Linked DNA regions of Homo sapiens: region 2 is linked to region 1. Evidence: chromatin loops called from intact Hi-C (ENCODE). Cell type or tissue: OCI-LY7. All regions are shown on one strand. Each heading gives the region's core, and the rest is flanking DNA. Links, peaks and the distances in the headings are about the cores only. Region 1 has its middle 8.6 kb from the start of LGR6. Region 2 overlaps SYT2 (synaptotagmin 2).

Region 1 (11,199 bases), core at 1,518-9,517:
GAGTGTGTTGTTTCAGCTTGCCAGGGCAGTTCCCAGGATATCCAGGTACTTATTTTTTTCTTTTTCTTTTTTTATTCTCCTTTCCTTTTCTTTTTTTTGTTTTTGAGGCAGTCTTATTCTGTCACCCAGGCTGGAGCGCAGTGGCTGATCTCGGCTCACTGCAACCTCTGCCTCTCAGGTTCAAGCGATTCTCCTGCCTCGGCCTCCCGACTAGCTGAGACCACAGACACAGGTCAACATGCCCAGCTAATTTTTGTATTTTTAATAGAGACAGGGTTTCACCATGTTGGCCAGGCTGGTCTCCAACTCCTGACCTCAGGTGATCCGCCTGCCTCGGCTTCTCAAAGTGCTGGGATTACAGGGGTGAGCCACTGTGCCAGGCTCAGGTACCTATTTCTAGAGCTTCCTCTTACTGTCAGGCACAGAAGATGGGGCTTGCTGTGAGATGGCAGATAGCATGACACGTAACCTCTGCCAAGCTTGCCCAGCCTGCCTTATTTTGTTATGGTTCTGTTCTGTTTTGTTTTAGGCTTTTAGCAACCTGTGGCTGTGCTTTTTAGCTTCTGTCTCTAGTAATAAGCAGACGAGGGATGAGGAAGGGGCTTTACTGGCCCAACCAGAAATGGAAACTAAGAACCCATGACTGCCTCTTCTCTCCCCCGGACACCCCTGCCAGGGAGCGCTTGCTATCTGAGTGTCTATTGCTCGCGACCCAGATTGCTGGGAGGGACTTCACCTTATTTGCCTGCCCTTCCCCAACAAAAGGTCCTGTTTCTCTGCCCAGGTTCAGCGTTGCAGCCTTTACCAGGTACAGCCCTCCTGAGACCATTAACTCCTTCTCAGCCTTCTCGGGTAGGGTGGGCACTGGGCAAGGGCTCCAGCTGGGCCCTGGAGATGGGGAGGAGAGCTGGGAACCCTCTTGTGTGGCTCATCACCAACCAGTAGCAGGAGGGACTGAGCTTAGACTACTGGGATAACAAGTCCTGCCGAGCAGAGTGGGGAGACCCAGAGCCAGCGACGAAGGTGCTCTTGGCACCAGACTCGGCCTGGGCGAACTGAGAGTGCAGGCAGGAGAGTCTGAGGCATTGCGGTGGTCTGCTGCTGTCCACACTCACGCTGCCCCTCTATACCCGGATGCTCCCAGGCCATCCGGGCTCTAGAACAGCTCTGACCAATAGAAATGTAAGGCAAGCCACATAAGTAATTTAAAATGTCTTTTAAAAACTACATTGAAAAGGTCAAAAGAAACAGGTGAAATTAATTTTAGTGACTTTTTATTTAAACCAAAATATCTAAAATATCAACAGGTGACCCATTAAAAACACTTTTTTTTAATGTTTTTATTTTTTTGAGACAGAGTCTTTCTCTGTTGCCCAGGCTGGAATGCAGTGGCATGATCTCGGTTCACTGCAACCTCTGCCTCCCAGGTTCAAGTGATTCTCCTGCCTCAGCCTCCTGAGTAGCTGGAATTACAGGCTAATTTTTGTATTTTTTAGTAGAGACAGGGTTTCACCGTGTTGGCCAGGCTGGTCTTGAATTCCTGACCTCAAGTGATTCACCTGCCTTGGCCTCTCAAAGTGTTGGCATTACAGGTGTGAGAAACTGCAGCTGGCCAAAAACACTTCTAATGAGATATTTTACATTCTTTTCTTTCTTACTATGTCTTTGAAATCTGGTGTGTATTTTACACTTACAGCAAATCATAAGTTGGAATTGCCACATTTCAAATGTTCGGTAGCTGCCGTATAGGACAGTGCGGTTCTAGAAAGTCCAGGAAACCAGGCCTCTGCCCTCTTTCTTTTCTTTTGATGGTGTCAGGGAAGGGAGGTGGGGTCTTTGGGGCATCCTGAGGAGCTGGGTGCAGGGAGGGGTTGCTGGGTGTTCCCAGTTCCCATCCAGATGTTCCCCCCAGGCAGCCATCTCTGGCCTCAGTTTGATATCTGGGACTACTAGTGTAGATGGGGTTTGTCACTGTACCCTTCACCCAGAGGGTCCCAGGTCTAGCAGAGCTTGGCATGACCTCGCAGGGTTTGTGGGACAAGGCTGCTGTGTTCCACTCTTCCCTTCTCTCCACAGAGCCCTGGGCCGGTGTCTCCCTGGCATCAGTGCCCCTGCCGGTAATGGAGGGCCTCGTGGTGGGCTGTGTCCTCACCATCTGTGCTGTGCTGGGCCTGCTGTGCTGGAGGCGGGTGAAGGGGCAGAGGTGAGTGGGAGGGAAGGCTGGGGGCTGGGGAGAACTTCATGACCAGAGTGGGCCAGCTCCCTGCCCCTGGGGCTGCCTCCCACGTGCCCCCTCACCCTTTGCAGGGCAGGGAAGAATCCATTTTCCCAAGAGCTGACAGCTTACAACCTGCGGTGAGTGCATTTTCCTGCACCTCCCTGCCTTGTGGGGGCCATGGTGGCATTGCTGAAGCTCCTCTGGCCCCCATTCTGCTGTGACTGTGTCCCAGTCAGGGGGTTGCAAGGCTCTGCCAGACCCCCATTCTTCCTCAGCCACCACACCTCCCCAAATGCCTTTTCAATGCCTGGACCTCTCGCTCCCCACTCCTCTCTGCCCATGTGGCCTCTTCCTCCTCCAAATGCACTCATACATAAGTCAGGGCTTTCCAGAGAAACAGAACAAACAGGGTGTATGTGGAGAGAGGAGAGAGGAGAGCAGGGAGAGAGGAGGAAGGAGAGCAGGGAAAGAGAGGACAGGAAGGTGGGGGAGATGAGAGGAGAGGAAAGGGAGAGAGGGGGAAGAGACAGATGTTGAGGAATTGGCTCATGTGATTGTGGAGGCTTGGTGAGTCCAGGAATCTGGGGTAGACCAGCAGGCCAAAGGCTCTGGGAAGCGTCTGGAGGCAGCCTGCTAATAGGATTCCTTCTTGCTCAGAGAAGGTCAGTCTTTGTTCTATGAAAGCCTTCGACTGATTAAATGAGGCCCAGCCACATTAGAGTTTACTCAGTGAACCACTTTAAATGTTAATCTCATACAAAAAACACCTTCATGGAAACATCCAGAATAATGTTTGACCAACTTTCTGGGCACTGTGACTCAACCCAGTTGACACCATATTAACCATCATGCATGCCTTCTCCAGTTCCCACCTTCTCCAGTTCCCACCTTCTCCAGTTCCCACCTTCTCCCTGACCAACCTCGTAGACGGTATCAGGCCATAGCTCTTTTCCTCATGTCAACCTCCTGTGGGGCTGACATTAACTGAGCACTGGCTGTGCACAGGAGCCCTCCTCAGGACCTAGGGAGGGAGACTGTGAGACTCACGCGTGTGTGTGCACATGCGTACATGTCCCCTGTCCCTTCTCTGTTCTTCCACATTGGTGGTTTGCAGCCCAGGCTGGGCGTTGGAGGAGCTTGCTGGAAATGCACGCTGCTCCACACCCAGGGTGGAATTCAGGATCTGCGTTTCCAACAGGCCCCCAGGTGATCAGGTTGTGCTGCCAGGACTCTGAGGTCCCCTGCTTTGTACCCGTCACCCAGGGGAGGGCAGGGCAGGACTCTGCAAACCTAAGGCTGTGGGGGCTACCCTCTCCACCTCCCACCAGGTAGACCCACCGGCCCATCCCTATCCACAGCTTCAGGCAGAGCTATGAGGCCAAGAGTGCTCACGCACACCAGGCTTTCTTTTTGCAATTCGAGGTAAGGCCTTTACCACCCTTGGGCTCAGAGGAGGGAAGACTGGGACCTGTCTGAAGGTCTGGAGGGAACTCCCAGTTGCACACTTGCCCCCACTGCCCCTCACCTGGCATGGGGTGAGATGGGTCTACTTCAGCAACCAGTGCCTGCCCTTGATCCCTGCAGGAGCTGAAGGAGGTGGGCAAGGAGCAGCCCAGACTGGAGGCTGAGTACGCTGCCAACACCACCAAGAACCATTACCCACATGTGCTTCCCTGTGAGTGCTGGGGGCAGGAGAGGAGGCATGGCAGAGGGCTAGGGCTTGGCATGGGGGCAGGGGGTTTCATGTGCCCAGCCCTGAATGCACAGCTTTCACTCTCTGCAGACGACCACTCCAGGGTCAGGCTGACCCAGCTGGAGGGAGAGCCTCATTCTGACTACATCAATGCCAACTTCATCCCAGTAAGGGCCACCAGTGAGGCTGTCCATGGGATCTGGGATCTGCTCGGGAGATGGGCTGGTTTGCAGGCCACACTGGCCTTTGTTAGCTGTAACAGCTCTCTAGGAGATCACCAGCTTGGGCTTCATGAGCTCAATCCAGCAGGTGTCTAGCAAGGGTCTACTGTGTGCTGGGCTCTGTGCTGGGCCTGCAGGAGGCAGAGCTGAGTTAGCCACATTCCCCACCTTCAAAGGAGCATGTGGGCATGTGTGTGACATTCACCACACACTGTGACAAGGGCTGTAATAGAGGAAAAAACACTGTACTCAGGGCACATGGAGGAAGGAGAAATTTCATCCACCTGAGGAATTAAGAAAGGCTTCCCAGAGGGGACATTTGGTTTATTGAAGGATGAGTAACATTTTGATAAGTGATGAAAGAGGGAAGGACATTCTATTGACTGGAAGGAGCAGCCAGAGAACAGCCAAGCAGTAACGTTCAGGCAGTGTGTGTGTGTGTGTGTGTGTGTGTGTGTGTGTGTGTGTGTGTGTGTGTGGTGGGGGGTGCGTAGGGGTGAGGGAGTGGGGAGGTGCTGGGTGGTGGGAGATGTAATGGGAAAGATAGCCTGGGGCTGAATGAAGGAGGGGTTGATTGTTAGGCTGAGGACTTTGGACTCTATTTGGTGGGCAATGGGGAGCCACAGAAGATTTTTGAGCATGGAAGAAACACAGTTTGGTTTTAGGAAGGTGACTCTGGGTGGGTGAAGAGGGTGGTCTAGGTGGGCTATTTAACTCATGTCAGTAGCTTGTTGTTTTCATCGGGGTTTTTCTTGTCCCTTTGGGGTGGGACAGGGACGGGGGTGGTGTCTCTGAAGTCAGCCCTCCTGGTTTGCATTCTGGGTGTACACGTGTTCGTGTGTTTGCACACATGTAGGTGTGTGCACAGCATCCTCACTCCTGGAGGTCAAATATTGGAAATCTGCTGTGTGTTTGACACCAAACATCGCCCATTAACATGTTCCTGACCTCTGCCCCCTACACCCCAGGGCTACACCCACCCACCCACCCACAGGAATTCATTGCCTCTCAGGCGCCTCTCAAGAAAACGCTGGAGAACTTCTGGCGGCTGGTGCGGGAGTAGCAGGTCCGCATCATCATCATGCTGACCGTCGGCATGGAGAACAGGAGGGTGATGCGCCTTACAGGCTCCTGGAAAGGCCACCAGGTGGCGCACGTTCTCCTTGTGGGAATGGCCCCGTTGGCATCTTCCCGCAGGGAAGGCGGGGCAGACTGGAGTGAGGCCAATCAGGCCTGGAGGGTGGTGGAACCACCTCCCACCCAGACCCAGGATGGGGTGGTCCCTGGGATGGGGAGGCAGTGGGAGGAACCAGGTATGTAAGCTCCAGCTTGGCTTAGTTTCTACGGGCTTCTTGCCCTGGGCAGAGAAGGCACCAAGGGGTAGGGACTGCCCAGGGCCGGTGTCAAAGGTACCATCATGGATCCTTCCTTTCGATAAGCCTGGCAGATGCAGGGCCCTGGGACACGCAGAGAGGCTGCCGAGTCTGTCCTCTTGCTGGAGCAGTGAGCCCAGGGCTGCTGGCCGCGGAATAAGGGCTGTTCTGTTTGGCACAGCAAGCTGGTGGCTGACTCAGAATCCTGAGGGTCATGAGAGGTCTGAGGGCAAGGGTGCCGGAGCCCAGGCAAGGGAGAGCAGCTCCTGGAGGAGGGAGCCTTGGAGCTGGGTCATTACAGAGAGCAGAATCCCAGCAGGGTGTCAGGGACCAGAAAGGTGGGCAGGGAGGGGTGGGACTGGGTAAAGCAGGGGGCAGCAGTGATAGGGCTGGGCTCACAGCCACCCTTCCCCTCTCCAACCTTCTGGTCCCAGGTGCTGTGTGAGCATTACTGGCTGACCGACTCTACCCCGGTCACCCATGATCACATCACCATCCACCTCCTAGCCGAGGAGGCTGACGATGAGTGGACCAAGCGGGAATTCCAGCTGCAGCACATGCGTGCCCCAAGGATGAGGGGGTGGGACAGGCATTAGAGCTGAGACCCCTGAGAAGGTTGCCTCACTTCCTGGGTCCCTGGAGCCCTCTCTTTCGGAGGACCACAAGTACTCAGCCACCACCCAGGGAAGTGTGTGTTAGGGAAGGGGTAGGGAGGTACAGAGAAGGTTAAGGGCTTATCTGAGGCTGCACAGTGAGGGAAAGGAAGAGCACGAGAGACATGATGGTTCCTGACCTCCCCCATGCCAGCTCCGGGCTCCTGCCTCACCCCATGCCCCCTGTGCCCAACTGCCTTCCCAGGTTGTGCACTCCTGGGACAGGAAAGCAAGGGACCCGAATCACTCCTCTGCTTGGGCACTCTATATGCAGAGATTACCCAGGAGGCTAGAGAAGGACCCGAGGGCTCAGGAAGCATCCTGATGAGAGAGACATAGCTGCCACGCTCAAGGAACAGTTGGTCTGCATCATCCCTGCCCTTAGGCAGCTGGGGAAGAAAGTGTGAGGTCTGGGCCATGGGAGCCTAGAGTTAGGAAGATAAGGAGCAGCAGCAGGGCCCCTCTGCCCCCTTGCCCCCTTGCCCCCTTGCCCCCTTGCCCCCTTCCCACCCCCTTCTCAGGTTGTCCAGCAACAGCAGCGGAGGGTGGAGTAACTGCAATTCACCACCTGACCTGACCACAGCATCCTCAAGGCCCCCAGCTCCCTGCTTACCTTTATGGAGCTGGTACAGGAACAGGCAAGGGCCACCCAGGGCATGGGACCCATCCTGGTGCACTGCAGGAGGGCAGGTGAGTGCATAGGGTGGAGAGCCCCCTGCCTGGCCTGGAGGTGTCGGGGGCTCTCGGACTGTGGGGAGAGCTGGGGACATGGGCAGCCTCTTCACCCATTCAGTTCCTCAGGGGCTGTCCCCGCAGTGTGGGCATGGGCCAGACGGGCACCTTCGTGGCCCTGTTGAGGCTGCTGCAGCAGCTGGAGGAGGAGCAGATGGTAGATGTGTTCCATGCTGTGTTTGCATTCTGGATGCACGGGCCCCTCATGATCCAGACCCTGGTGAGGGCCTCGCAGGCTGGGCTGGGCAGCTGGGACCCTGAAGGAGTGGGAGGGAGGTGGGTGGCCACAGGGCTACAAGAGGGACCAGGAAAGAGAGCTCATGGGGCATACAGAAGACCCTGGGGAGAGGGTTTCAAACACAACACCATCCTATCTGGGCTGTGCTCCCTATTCTGTGAAAGGGGAGGTGGGACAGGACCCTGTCAGCTTTGACACCATAGAGCGGTGGAGGGAAGGTTTCTCAGTGGCTCCCTCTCCCCTCCTACCCGATCCCTGCCTTGCTGGTCAGGGCCTGGAAAATCTCCCTGCAGGCCCCCCTCGCTCCTCGCTCCTCGCTCCTCGCTCCTCGCTGAGCAGCCTGATGCCCTTCCCCCTGGCAGAGCCAGTACGTCTTCCTGCACAGCTGCCTACTGAACAAGATTCTGGAAGGGCCCTTCAACATCTCTGAGTAAGTCCCAGCTTCCCTGTGCCTCCCACAGGCAGGCTCCCTGCTCCTGTTCATGGGCAGAGCCGAGCAGACTAGAACAGGGAGCTGGGGAACCTTGAGTGCCTTCTCCCTCTCCAACCCCCCCACCAGGTCTTGGCCCATCTCTGTGATGAACTTCGCACAGGCGTGTGCCAAGAGGGCAGCCAATGCCAACGCTGGCTTCTTGAAGGAGTACGAGGTACACTTCAGGCCAGGAAGTGGGTGACAGCCAAGGGCAGCCTTCCCCTGCTGAGCCAGCCCTGCAGTGGGACCTCCCAGCCTCAGGGTACCCATCTCCTTCCCAGCTCTTGCTGCAGGCCATCAAGGACGAGGCTGGCTCTTACGCACCCCTGCCTGGCTATGAGCAGGACAGCCCCATCTCCTGTGAGTCTCACTGTGGACCCTGTGGAGGGGCAGGGGGCCAGCATGGGCTGGGGGCCTCTGGCAGCTTCACCCTCACTGTCTTCCCTCAGATGACTGTTCTCAGGGGCAGTTTTCTCCAGTGTAGGAGAGCACCCCTGACGACATGCCTGAAGCCTGGCTCTTCCCTGTGAGATGATGCTGGTTTTGCCACTGTTTCCTGCCCTCTCTGACCACCTGTACTTCCCGGGCTGGGGCTGCTGGGGGCTCCCAGAGTTGTGGGCTGGGCAGGGGACACCCTCAGTCTCTGGAAGCCAATGAGCTGTGCTCTGCAGGGTGGGCCCTCTGGCTGTGATCATATGGTGCTGACTGGCCTCGCAGGGCCAGAGGAGCTCTGGGAGCTGGTGTGGCAGCACGGGGCTCATGTGCTTGTCTCTCTGTGCCCACTCGATGCCATGGAGAAGGTGAGAGTGCAGAGGACAGAGGAAGGGAGGCTCAGGAGTTAGGGCTGAGGTTGGAGGCGGGTAGTTTGTGGTGCTGTCTAACCAGGGCAGGGGCAGAGATCTCAGGAAGTTGCCTGAGCAGCCCTAACTTGGTCCCAGCCACAGGAATTCTGGCCAATGGAGATGCAGCCCATAGTCACAGACATGGTGACAGTGCACTGGGTGGCCGAGAGCAGCACAGTGGGCTGGCTCTGTGCCCTCTTCAGGGTCACACATGTAGGTGTTGGGGCCACAGGGCATGGGGTGGTGTGTGGGAGAAGAGTCCTGTGTGGGCTCCCTCTGCCCTCTCCAGCACCAATGCCGATCATGTCTTTGCCCGAGGGGGAGAGTAGGAAGGAAAGGGAGGTGCAGAGACTGCAGTTTCCATACCTGGAGCCTGGGCATGAGCTGCCCGCCACCACCCTGCTGCCCTTCCTGGCTGCTGTGGGCCAGTGCTGCTCTCGGGGCAACAGCAAGAAGCCGGGCACACTGCTCAGCCACTCCAGGTGTTGCTGGACAATGGTCTTGGGGGAGTGGACACTGGAAGCCCCTCCCTGCCCCTCTGGCATAGCCTCAGATCTCCCTGGGCCCTGCTTGGGTTATGGGCCAAAAGGACACAGTCTCACAATGCCCCTGTCTTCCCCACACCCTACCCTGTCCTCAGGAATATGGTGGGAATTTACCGCCTCCCTCCCTGGGCCCAGGCTGGCTGGCTGGCTGACCAAGTGTTCGGTGTCCCTTCTCAGTCCCTGCACCCAGGTTGGATTTTTGCAGATCCCCGGACACCCCCGCCACATCCCCGGACACCCCTGCCACACCCCCTTTAGGTACCTCATCCAACTCTAGGTCAGTTGCAGCAAGGGTGCGACCCAGCTGGGCACCTTCCTGGCCATGGAGCAGCTGCTGCAGCAGGCAGGGTCTGAGTGCACCGTGGATGTCTTTAACGTGGCCCTGCAGCAGTCTCAGGCCTGTGACCTTATGACCCCAACGCTGGTGAGAGGCGATGGGGCTGGGGTGGGGGCGTGGGGGCTCAGCTGTGGGAAGGGGTGGGAGGTGAGGGAGCTTCTGCCCAGGCCTCTAGGCAGCACCACCCGGGTAGCCACCAGGTGGCGCTGTGGACCTCTGTGCATTCTCCCAGATGGAGCCCTAGGGGTTGGGACACACAAGGGAGCCCTTTTCTGTTAGATTGGGGCAGGCGGGGCGAGCCTCCTAACCCTATGTCCATCTCCAGAAGCAGTATATCTACCTCTACAATTGTCTGAACAGCGCACTGGCAGACGGGCTGCCCCTGAGTCGGCACTGGTCACTGTGCAGGAGAGGTTTGTGCCCTGTGGGATGGGGACAGCATTCCTGACACATCCACGTGGGCCTGGGCTCCCCAGAAGGGCGGCCTCCACTGGGCCCTGTGCTGCAAAGGTAAAGGGTCTTGGAATAAAGACCTGTGGCCAAGCGTGAAGCTCAGTGTGTTCTGTCTGTCCGTCCTCAGACCTGGGCCCCGTGTGTGGGTCTTGTGGGCAAACGTGGAGCCGGGATGGAAGCTAGGACCTGGAGTCTGGTTGAACTAGGTGACCTATGGCCCCTATGGTGTTGGTTTTTCCCCTGAAGCAATCCTCTCCCTGCTAATCCTTCAGTTTCTAAATATCCTCAGACTTTGGTCTCTCCACGTCTAGTTTCCTGTGGTGCTAAGCCCTGGATTCAGAATCACAGCTCCAAATTGTTCGTCCTCTGCCCCACCACCCTGTACGCACCACGCTGTATGCAGTAGGGTTTATCCTGTTTCCCACTTCCCTTCTCCTGCCATCCCCAGCCTTCTCTACCTGCCAGAGCCCCCAGGGGCCACCCTCAGCCCCCACCAGGATGGAGGTGCCAGAGCTACCCTGTTACTCAGAAGGCAGGCGCTGGAGGCACCCCTCAGGCGGAGGTGCCAAGTTTTCCCTGCTCCTTTGCTCTCTCCTCCTTCCTCCCCTCCACATAGGAGGAGGTGGAGGAGAAAGCAGGGAGGGCATATGGAGAAAGGAAAAACCAGGAGGAGCAGCAGAGACCAGAAAAGAGGGCGGGGAGGCAGCTGTCTGTCCCACACACTCTAGGACTGCACTGCATACCATGTGCGTGATTGCTGGTGGCCACATGAGCTCCTGCCTCCCTCCCTGGTCAGGCTGGGAGTTTCCAGGTGCAGTGCCTGATGCTGGACCTTAACTGCCCCTGGTGGAAGGCCCTGGGAGGACACAGAGAAAACCTGGACAGATCAGAGCAAGAGTCCCTGAAGTGGAGTTGGGTCTCCCCAAGGGGAAGAGGGGAGAGCTCTTTGGCCAACCTGAGTTCCTACTAAGGTGCAACGGGTCAGAAGTCAGTGGAGGGTCCTTCTCAGGGCTGGTTGAAGAAGGGTACAGAGGTCGTGCTGGCTGCTCAGCCGGGAGCTTTCCCAGAATGAGACTAAAGCACTGGTGCCCTCCCAGGAGGACTAAATGTCAGTGTCCTCCATATGCCATGTTTATCAGGAGCTGAGGGTGGGCCCCCTAATGACCCTCATAAAAGCAGGCTGGAGGCTCTGCTCTGAGCTGCCCAAGTCTGTCTCAAGCAGCTGCTGCTGAGGTTGAAACAGGGCTCAACCATGGCTTTTCCACTCTGGGAAGATCTCACATTGGAGCAGCAGGAGCTGCAAATGAGATGGAGCCGAGGCTATGGTTGAGTGAAGGAAGTGCAGGCTGGCCTGCGGTAGCTTTCTTCCATAGGGCAGAGGTGGCTCTATCTGTGGGTCTTTCTGGTCATGTAGGCCCATCC
Region 2 (11,199 bases), core at 2,061-10,060, 430 kb after region 1:
AGGAATCGCCACACTGACTTCCACAATGGTTGAACTAGTACAGTCCCACCAACAGTGTAAAAGTGTTCCTATTTCTCCACATCCTCTCCAGCACCTGTTGTTTCCTGACTTTTTAATGATCGCCATTCTAACTGGTGTGAGATGATATCTCATTGTGGTTTTGATTTGCGTTTCTCTGATGGCCAGTGATGATGAGCATTTTTTCATGTGTCTTTTGGCTGCATAACTGTCTTCTTTCGAGAAGTGTCTGTTCATATCCTTTGCCCACTTTTTGATGGGGTTGTTTTTTTCTTGTAAATTTGTTTGAGTTCATTGTAGATTCTGGATATTAGCCCTTTGTCAGATGAGTAGATTGCAAAAATTTTCTCCCATTCTGTAGGTTGCCTGTTCACTCTGATGGTAGTGTCTTTTGCTCTGCAGAAGCTCTTTAGTTTAATTGGATCCCATTTGTCTATTTTGGCTTTTGTTGCCATTGCTTTTGGTGTTTTAGACGTGAAGTCCTTGCCCATGCCTGTGTCCTGAATGGTATTGCCTAGGCTTTCTTCTAGGGTTTTTATGGTTTTAGGTCTAACATTTAAGTCTTTAATCCATCTTGAATTAATTTTTGTATAAGGTGTAAGGAAGGGATCCAGTTTCAGCTTTCTACATATGGCTAGCCAGTTTTCCCAGCACCATTTATTAAATAGGGAATCGTTTCCCCATTTCTTGTTTTTGTCAGGTTTGTCAAAGATCAGATGGTTGTAGATATGCGGCATTATTTCTGAGGGCTCTGTTCTGTTCCATTGGTCTATATCTCTGTTTTGGTACCAGTACCATGCTGTTTTGGTTACTGTAGCCTTGTAGTATAGTTTGAAGTCAGGTACTGTGATGCCTCCAGCTTTGCTATCTATGACAAACCCACAGCCAATATCATACTGAATGGGCAAAAACTGGAAGCATTCCCTTTGAAAACTGGCACAAGACAGGGATGCCCCCTCTCACCACTCCTATTCAACATAGTGTTGGAAGTTCTGGCCAGGGCAATCAGGCAGGAGAAGGAAATAAAGGGTATTCAGTTAGGACAAGAGAAAGTCAAATTGTCCCTGTCTGCAGATGACATGATTGTATATCTAGAAAACCCCATCGTCTCAGCCCAAAATCTCCTTAAGCTGATAGGCAACTTCAGCAAAGTCTCAGGATACAAAACCAATGTGCAAAAATCACAAGCATTCTTATACACCAACAACAGACAAACAGAGAGCCAAATCATGAGTGAACTCCCATTCACAATTGCTTCAAAGAGAACAAAATACCTAGGAATCCAACTTACAAGGGATGTGAAGGACCTCTTCAAGGAGAACTACAAACCACTGCTCAATGAAATAAAAGAGGATACAAACAAATGGAAGAACATTCCATGCTCATGGGTAGGAAGAATCAATATCATGAAAATGGCCATACTGCCCAAGGTAATTTATAGATTCAATGCCATCCCCATCAAGCTACCAATGACTTTCTTCACAGAATTGGAAAAAACTACTTTAAAGTTCATATGGAACCAAAAAAGAGCCCGCATTGCCAAGTCAATCCTAAGCCAAAAGGACAACACTTGTTATTATGTCTTTTTGTTTATAGTAATCCCAGTGGAGGTGAAGCGGCATTTCATTGTAGTTTTGATTTGCATTTCCCTGATGTCTAATGATGTAGCATATCTTTTCATGTGCTTATGGGCCATTTGTATATCTTCCATAGAGAAATATCTATTCAAATCCTTTGGTCATCTTAAAATATTTTGTCTTTTTATTATTGAGTTGTAAGAATTTTTATATATTCTGCATACCAGTTCCTTTTTGAACATATAATTTGCAAATATTTTCTCTCATTCTAGGGTTATATTTTCATTTTGTGTGTGTGTGGTGTTTTTTTGTTGTTTTTGAGATGGAGTTTCACTCTTGTTGCCCAGGCTGGAGTGCAATGGCACAATCTCAGCTCACTGCCACCTCCACCTCCCAGGTTCAAGTGATTCTCCAGCCTCAGCCTCCCAAAGTAGCTGGGATTGTTATAGGCGCTCACCACCATGCCTGGCTAATTTTTGTATTTTTAGTAGAGACGGGGTTTTACCATGTTGGCCAGGCTGGTCCCAAACTCCTGACCTCAGTTGATCTGGCCTCCTCGGCCTCCCAAAGTGCTGGGATTACAGGCATGAGCCACTGTGCCTGGTCATATTTTCAGTTTTTAATGGTGTCCTTTGAAGCAAAAAAGTTTTCAATTTTGATGATGTCCAATTTAGCTGTTTCTTTTGCTGCCATATTTTTGGTGCTATATCCAAGAAACCATCACTAAACCTAAGGGCACTAAGATTTACTCCTTTGTTTTCTTATGGGAGTTGCATAGTTTTAGCTCTCACATTCAAGTCTACAAGCCACTTATTTTTTAAGACAGGGTCTCACTCTGTTACCCAGGCTAAAGTGCAGTGGCATGATCATGGCTCACTGCAGCCATGGCCTCCTGAGCTCAAGTGATCCTCCAGCCTCAGCCTCCCGAGTAGCTAGGACTACAGCCATGTGCCATTACATCTGGCTAATTTTTAATTTTCTTCTAGAAATTAGGTTCCACTATGTTTCTACAATCCACTTTGAGTATGGCGTAAGGAAGGGGTTCACATTCATTCGTTTGTATGTGGATATCCATTTGGTATATAACATTTGTTGAAAAGACTATTCTGTCCTCCATCCAGTTGTCTTAGTTCCCTTGTAAAATATCAACTGACCACAAATATGAGGGTTTATTTCTGGACTCTCAATTCTATCTGTATGTCTAACCTCATGGCAATACCACACTGATTTTTTTTTTTAATAGCACCTGCCTACTATTGACCATACTGTCGTGATTACTGTAGCTTTGTAGTAAGTTTTGAAATCAGGCAGAATGGGTCTTCCAACTTTGTTTTTTGAGCCAAGGTCTCACTCTGTCACCCAGGCTGGAGTACAGTGGTGTGAACATGGCTCACTGCAGCCTTGACCTCCCGGGCTCAATTGATCCTCCCACCTCAGCCTTCTGAGTAGCTAGGACTACAGCCCCATGCCACCACAACTGGCTAATTTTTGTATTTTTGTAGAGAAGGGGTTTCACCATGCTGCCCAGGCTGGTCTCGAACTCCTGGGCTCATGCAATCCACCTGCCTTGGCTTCCCAAAGTGCTGGTACTACAGGCATGAACCACTGCACCAGGCCTGTTCTTCTTTAATCAGGATTGTTTTGGCTATTCTGGGTTCCTTGCATTTCCATATGAATTTTAGGACCACCTTGTTAATTTCTACAAAATAGCTGGAATTTTGATAGGCATTGTGTTGAATCTGTAGATCAGCTCAGGGATCATATCAACAACATTGAGTTTTCCACTATTTTCCCACTTATTTAGACCTTTAATTTCCTTCAAGATTGTTTTGTAGTTTTCAACTACACATCTTGCACTTCTTTTGTTCCTAGGTATCTTATTCTTTTTGATGTCATTATAAATGGAATTGTTTTCTTAATTTCACTTTCAGATTGTTCGTTGCTAGTGTATAGCAATATAATAGATTTTTGTATCTCAGTCTTGTACCCTGCCACATTGCCGAACTCATTGGTTCTTCCTTTTTTTTTTTTTTTTTTTTTTTTTTTTTCCAGACAGAGTCTCGCTCTGTCGCCCAGGCTGGAGAGCAGTGGTGCAATCTCGGCTCACTGCAACCTCCGCCTCCTGGGCTCAAGCAATTCTCATGCCTCAACCTCTCTAGTAGCTGGGATTATAGGCATGTGCCACCATGCCCGGCTAATTTTTGTATTTTTAGTAGAGACGGGGTTCCACCATGTTGGCCAGGCTGGTCTTGAACTCCTGACCTCAGGTGATCCGCCTGCCTCCACCTCCCGAAGTGCTGGGATTACAGGCATCAGCCACCGCGTTCAGCCTGAAATCATTTGTTCTAATAATTTGTGTGTGTGTGCATGTGTGTGTGTGCTGGTGGAGTCCTTAGGATTTTCTATATATAGAATCATGCAAATGAAGATAGTTTTCCATTTTCTTTTTCTTCCCTAATTGCCGTGGCTAGAACTTCCAGTCCACTGTTGAACAGAAGTGGTGACAGTGGGAATTCTTGTCTTTTTCCTGATCTTTGGGGGAAAATCTTTCAATCTTTCTTCATTTAATATAATGTAAGCTGTGGGCTTTTTGTAGATGCCATTTATCAGTTGAGCCTAGCTCCTCCATTCTACCCTTGCCGCTGGATTGGCAGTCCTCCTCCCCTTTCTGCAGACAGCTCCCCACAGCCGGTCCACGGTCCCTGCAGCACCCCACCCTCTCACTCTCCACTGCAGGGCAGGCAGGAGGCAGCACAGGCTGGGGGAAGAGGCTGAATGTAGTCCCAAGAATGCCAACCACTTGTCATTTGACTCCAAAAATCCCTTTGTGAAACTTGATTTCTTCAATATAAAATTGTGGAAAATAATACCTACTTTTCAGAACTGCCGTGAAAATTTTAAAAATAAATTTGGTTGTGTCTGGCACATAGAGGGCATTCAATAAATGTGGGTTGGATGTGAATCTGAGAAGTGTTCATTGAACCTTATCTGAGGCACCTGGAAGTGGCCCTGGCACCGTAGAGGGACCCAAGGTTCATGGTGGATGCAGGCCTTCTCTCCAGACTGACCGTCCAGAAATGGTCCTGTAGCAAAGTAAAGCTGCTTGGTGTCAAATAAACCAGCCAGGAATGAAGACGCTTAATGCTCCTGAGGTTCAGGGAATCTGCAGGCCAGGAATGAAGGGGGAGAACTGCATCTCAGGAGTGTTGGAGTCCCAGAAAAGGAGATTAGACTTCCCTCTATACCCAGCAGGAACCACTGAAGGGTGCTGAGCAGTTATAAGTGGGGTTTGTGAAGTTAGCTCCATGGGGAGTGGAGCAGGGAGGTTGGTTCCACAGACCAGAAATGGTAAAGACCTGCACTAGGATGGGAAGGTAAGGAATGGAGTAGAGAGAACAGATGTGAGAGACACATTCATTCATTCACTCACTCACTCAAGTATTTACTGAGCTCATATCATGCTTCCCTCATGGAATTTACCATGCACTTCACATAAGTGCATATAAAATTGTAATTATGAGAAGTGCAAGAAAGGAGAGCCATCTGGTGGTGGTGAGCATTTATAATGGGGCATACGTGAATTAATCTGGGAAAGCAAAAGTGCTTTCTTGAAAAATTGATGATTGAACTGAGACCTGAAGGGTGAGTATTTATCCAGGTAAAGAGGAGATGAAAGGGCAGCCTAGGCAGAGAGCACAGCCTATGCAAAGGCCCAGAGGTGGGATGCAGTGTGGTGAGTCCAAAGCCTGAGAGAAGGCCAGGGCAGCTGGAGTGGATGGATCACGGTTCAGGGTGAGGCTGGCAGGCCGGGCAGGGCAGGATCAGGAGCACCATAGGCCGCGTCAAGGAGTTTTGTCTTTCCCAAAGAGGAATGAGAAGCTGTGGGAGGCCTTTTAGGGTGGGGGCAGGGGTAACATGTACAAATGTATATTTTAAAAGTTTCGCTTTGGCTGTCGTGAGTAAAAAGACTAGGGTGGAGCATAACTCCAGAGGAAAGCGGGGAAAGAGTTGAAAACAGCCAATAACAAATGTCATCCCCGAGCTCTTATGAAAGACAGACGGCATTCCCGGGGAATCCACCAGAGGAAAATGACTTAGAGCTGCAGAGAGGGAATGTGGGGAGTCCATGAAGCAGCAGCAGCAGATTGGAAGCTTTTCCAGACTCCAACAAAACCAGGAGGCCATAGCTGCCCAGACAGCAAGGGAATAGAAGATGCCTGAGGAGGCTCATGTCAAAGGCAGGCATGGGCAGTGGGCCCAGAGAGTGGATGGGGTGGATTCAGGGCCCGTCTCTCAGTTATGCACCCAGTACATGGCACCAGGTGCTGAGACCAGAAGCCTTGGGGTCATCCTTCCCATCCATGTGGGGTCACCCCCCCACATCCCAGGTGTCTGCAAACTCATCAACCACCCACAATGCCTTCCAAATCTGGCCACTTTCCACCCTCCAGCTGGAGTACCACAGTAGCCTCCTATCTGGAAGCTTCCACTCCCCTCCACTCAGCCTGATCTCCACACTGCAGCCAGACTGATCTATTTAAAACCCTCCTGTGGCTTCTTGTCACATTTAGAATAAGATCCCTGCCTGGCCTGGCCCCTGGCTGGCTCCCACAGGCATTTCCTGTCCTTGCTCTCAGTCACGCAGTTCCTGCCATGCTGGCCTCTTGCCACCAGCCACAAACCCACCAAACAGACCCCCATCCCACAGTCTTGGCACTTACTCTCCCTCAGCCTAGAATGCTCTTCCTGGAGAAGTCTCCCTGACCTCCCTGGGCCACCATCAGCCCCTCTAGTCTTCTTTTCCCACCATGGTCCGTGGTGCCTACAACTTGTTCGCAATTCCCCACACTCCCTTGGCATTTCTGTGGTATTCACCTGGCAAAGCGCCAGCCCTGGAGAAATCCCACTGACAGCTTTCTCCTTCTCCATGGCTACCCCCGACTGCTGAGCCCCCTGGTGAAAATCCCCCCACAGTACAAGGGCAGCCTGTATCCCATCAATCCCCAGGATCACCCAGGCCCTCTGCACTGCACAGAAACTGCAGGAAACGCCTCCCCACCAGCTTCGCCTCCTCCTCCAGTTTCCGCAGGCCTGTGGCTCCCTCACACCCCTCCTCTCTCTTTGCTGTTATTTTAAAGAAAAGCAGAAGCGAGAAATCTCTCAAAATGTCCCAACCTTGGGTCAAACCACAGACCTTTCCTCCTGACCCCTTGTGAGTTGAGGGCTTTTCCTCTGGTTAAGCCAGTTCCCGTTCCTGCGCAGGATCCCTCCTGACTTCTCAGGAAGTCTTTGCCATCCCTGCCCTTTCTTGTGCCTAACATTTCCCCCTTCCCTCAGCTGAGGCTGGACCAGTCCAGTTTATCACATCACCCACCAAAAATGAGCCCCACCTGCTGCCTTGTTCTCCCCTTCGTGACCACGCACACACACTTGCACACACATACACATATGCACACACATATACACACGTGCACACACACGCACACATGGTCCCCATTTCGTCACGTCCACCTCACTCGTCAGCCCCTCCATTGTGGCTTCTGCCCCATCCCTCTGCTGAAGTAGCTCTTTGTAAAGTCATGGATGATGAACACAAGGTCACTAAACCCAGGGCGCATTTTCATTTTCCTTGAGCTGGACCCCTGAGCTGTGGTCAGCTGGCCGCTGCCTGCTTTTGTCATAACTGTGACTACTCCTCCTTCGGTTGCCTCAGGCTTGCACTTGAGGTCCTTCCCTTCTCAGCCATGGTGTCTCCCTGCGTGGTTCCTTCTGCACCCAGGCATCAGTGCCATCCTCTTCTGTCAGAGTCAAGCCACTTCCGAGCTCCAGGCCCACAGGTCAACTGGCCCCCGACATAGCTGCCTGATCTTCTGGGTCTCCTCTTGCTCGCCTCCAGTCAGTTCCGTATTTGCCACCAAGGCAATCTTCATAAAATGCAAAGCCAGTCATGTCGCCAAAAATGAAAAGCCATCCCAGGGAGACAGGCCGAAAGCCCTAGCGTGGCCTACAGCCCCTCATGCTCTCCATCCAGCAGCACCTCAGCTTTCCCTCCCTGGGTTGCTAACACCAGCCTACACTCCTTCTTTTGTTTCCCCTAATACACTGTATTACCCTCTTCGGGGCCTTTGTATATGCTGTGCCCCCTTCAAGGAGCCAAAGCCTATGATACAGTTTGGATCTGTGTCCCTGCCCAAATCTCATGTCAAATTGTAATCCCTGATGTTGGAGGTGGGGCCTGGTGAGAGGTGATTGGATCACAGGGTCAGATCTAGTGATAGTGAGTTCTCATGAGACTGGTCATTTAAAAGTGTGTAGCACCCCCCAACCCCCACTCCCTCGCCTCTTCCTCCTGCTCTGGCCATGTGAAGTGCTGGCTCCCTCTTCACCTCCCCCCATGATTGTAAGTTTCCTGAGGCCTCTCCAGAAGCCGAGCAGATGCCAGCATCATGCTTTCTGTACAGCCTGTGGAACTTCGAGCCAATTAAACCTCTTTTCTTTATAAATTGCCCAGTCTTAGGTTTTTCTTTATAGCAGTGCAAGATCAGACTAATACAGTCTACACATCTTTCTCAGCTCAAACAGTACTTCCAAGAACGCCTTCCTCCCCACACCCATGGCTCCCTCCTCCCCTACCCCCGCATCAAGGCCTCAACCACCTGCTTTCCCAGCTCTCCATTCTCATCCCCATGGTACTCATGCAGCTTGTGACTGTATAAGCAGCCACCTCATTGGTCTTACTCACTGCTGTTGCTCTAGTGCAGGCATTGGCCAACGGCAGTCCAGGGGCTAAATCCAGTCCCCCACCTAATTTTTGTAAATAAAATTTTGTTGGGACGCTCACTTGTTTACGCATTTTTTGTTGTTGTTGTTGTTGAGATGGAGTCTCGCTGTCTGCCAGGCTGGAGTGCAGTGGCACGATCTTGGCTCACTGCAACCTCTGCCTCCCAGGTTCAAGCAATTCTCCTGCCTCAGTCTCCCAAGTAGCTGGGATTACAGGTGCCCACCACACGCCTGGCTAATTTGTTGTAGTTTTGTAGAGACGGGGTTTCACCATGTTGGCCAGGCTGGTCTCGAACTCCTGACCTCAAGTAATCTGCCCACATTCAATAAATATGTGGGTCTGTAAATGATCAAGCAGGACAGACTTTGAGATTGGGTCACATTATGTCATTTCACAGAAGACACTGAATTCTGTGGGGAAGTGGCCTTCCCAGGGTCCCCCCGTGCAGTACAGGCTGGCTCTGGGCCCAGGGCTCTTTCCACAAACCATGTTAAGACTCAGTTGTCATCAGGCTATATCCAGGGACACCCACCCAAGCATAGATTGGGAAGGAACCAAGGTCTGGTGTGAGTGTGTGTGTGTGTGTGTGTGTGTGTGTGTACAGCGAGACCCCAAAGCTGGCATGGGAAGTGGGGGCATTGCACACAGCTTTGGGAACTGCCCACCCTTCCTCTCCTCTTGCAGCAGGCCTGGGACCATAGAGAGTCAGACGCACCCCCTTATGAGTCATTTCACCTCGGGTGGTTTCTTTCACCTCTCTGAGTGTCAGACTTCTTAACTATTTGAATGCAGCTTTTATTCCTAAACCCTCGAGTTGAGGCTGGGATTAAATGAGATGTTGCATGGGTAGAGACCGCATGTCCTTCCCACAGCCCACATCTGCTCAGCATGTAGAGAACCACTGCTTATTTTTCCAAGGCTGCCCTTCGGTTGCATTTCCATTTTCCCTGGGAGACACGCCAGTAGCTGAGAGACCAAGATTCCCTCAGCTGACTCTCCTTCTGATGTGACCCCCTGTCACCTGGCTCTGCTGTCCCTTCTAGAGTCAGAGAAAAAAAATGTAAAAAGAAGGAAAACAGCAGGAGCCCTTTCATACCCTGCATGCCACCCAAGACTCCTGGAGGCCTGGAGAAGTGAAGCCAGTTGTCCAAGGTCGCACAGGCATTTGGTGGAGGAAGAATCTAAATCCCTGGACCCCTAGTCCAGTGCTTCCTTCCACAGCCCAGCAGCCTCCTCCGCCTCCAGGACTATTTCCCCCACTCTAGGAGGCAGGGCTCCTATGGCTGGGGAGGAATGGCGGCGAGAACGGTGTGAGGGAGAGCCAAATTATCGGGAACTCACAGCTGCCTCGCCTCCCGCATGGCTGGGAGCTGCAGTCCCGGGGAGAGCAGCCAGCTGGAAGACTTGAGGATGATAAATGGATCAGGGTGCCAGGGCTCCCAGGACAGAGTGAACTCCTCTGTCTGGTCAGAATCACCCGAGCAGGAAAGCATGAAATGGCGCCATTAGGTGAAGGCTGCAGCTGCCCGGAGAGGGAGGCTGGGGGTGGGGAGAGATGCCTGCTCCCAGCCTGCTGGGCCACAGGTCAAGGTCTGAAGAGGTAGGGGTCTGGGAGGCCCCAACAAGGGAGAAGACACACAAGGGAAGGGACTGAGGAAGGGTCTCTCAGGCTTGGCCTGCATCAAGACCCCCTGGGGAATTTGTTAAAATGCAGACCCTCTGCCATTGCACCCTGTCTCCCAGAGCCTAACTCAGAAAACTCAGTGGACTGGAATGTGCCCAGGGATCTGCATTGTAACAACATCCCCATTTCCTCTGATGCAGGTGATCTGGGCACCACACTTTGAAAAAATGAGGTTCTAAGTAATTCAGAAAGACTTGCCAGAGAGGTCAAAGTCCAAGCCCGGTTGCTGGAAGTAAAATAAGCCTCAAAGGCACTGCAGACCTGGAGGGCATCAGAGCAGGGCAGGCAGGAGGACATTGGTGGCAACAACAGGTTCAATCACCATAGCTCTGTTTGATGAGCGCACAGATGTTCTCATCTAACCCACCTGGGAAGAGGGCACAATTACCAGCATCATTTCAAAGGCAAGGCAAATTCTGCTCAGACAGGTAGTAAGTGACCTGCCCAAGGTCACACAGTTGATCAGAGTAAAGATCCGGGTCTAAATTTGACTGAGGCCAGGTCTCCTGCTCAGGAGCAAGGTAGGGGGCCCAGTCCTCAGGGAAAGCTCAGGAAGGGGGAGTCTCCAATAGTGGGAAATGATGCTGGAGAAGCAGGGGTAGACCAGAAACAAGGTCACTAAACAGAATCCACGCAGGAATTCCCTTCTCTCCCTGGTCCACTGGCCGCTGTCCTTCTGTCTGCCCAGGATGGCCACTTGGCCCCTGTGACAGTGTCAGTCCCAAGCACTCAGGCCTCTGCAAGTGGCCCCAGGGCTGGGAGCAATGGGTCCAGGAGGAACCATGCTTGGCATGCATGTCCCTGCACAGACCCTAAAACATGCTGGGGTCTTGGAGTACTAGTTAACTGCCTCTGGCCCCCTTTGCTAGGGAGAACAGCCACACTTGGCCTGGGGTGAGTTAGGAGTTGGGGAGCAGGTGACAACCTGGTTGGCTTATCCTTTATCTTATCCTTTTTTTTTTTCTATCATGTAGAGAGCTGTCAGGGCAGAAAGCAGGACTTCAGGTGAGTATCAAAAAGAATGCTCTCAACAGAGAGCCTAGGGATACGCCGGGATGGGGAGTGCAGGGGGAAGGGGCCACCATCTCTCCCCCTGTTATAAGCCCTCTTATAACAAGCAGAAACAACATGTCTAGAGG

The links. Hi-C counts contacts between places; a loop is a spot of excess contacts. Peaks named below come from ENCODE experiments on the same cell type or tissue, not always from the same donor. Only the 100,000 strongest peaks of a DNase experiment are listed, where the experiment ranks them.
Region 2: a loop joins it to region 1, with 3 times the contacts of the local background. A loop is called at or near these places in 3 of 110 quality-filtered maps.

The regions. Positions count from the first base shown.
Region 1 is chr1:202,179,582-202,190,780 of GRCh38, forward strand. It overlaps the pseudogene PTPRVP. Among named protein-coding and RNA genes, the nearest start is that of LGR6, 8.6 kb to the right of the region's middle. RefSeq lists enhancers at 3,904-4,403, 5,098-5,627, 5,460-5,509, 5,628-6,157 and a silencer at 9,428-9,477. In OCI-LY7, for the core only: CTCF peaks have their summits at 4,294 (motif pointing right), 5,293 (motif pointing right) and 5,496; a DNase peak (open chromatin) is centred at 5,290.
Region 2 is chr1:202,609,455-202,620,653 of GRCh38, forward strand. The region is part of intron 1 of SYT2 (synaptotagmin 2); the gene reads right to left. Among named protein-coding and RNA genes, the nearest start is that of SYT2, 95 kb to the right of the region's middle. In OCI-LY7, for the core only: a CTCF peak has its summit at 5,139 (motif pointing left); a DNase peak (open chromatin) is centred at 6,737; H3K4me3 peaks cover 1,056 bases.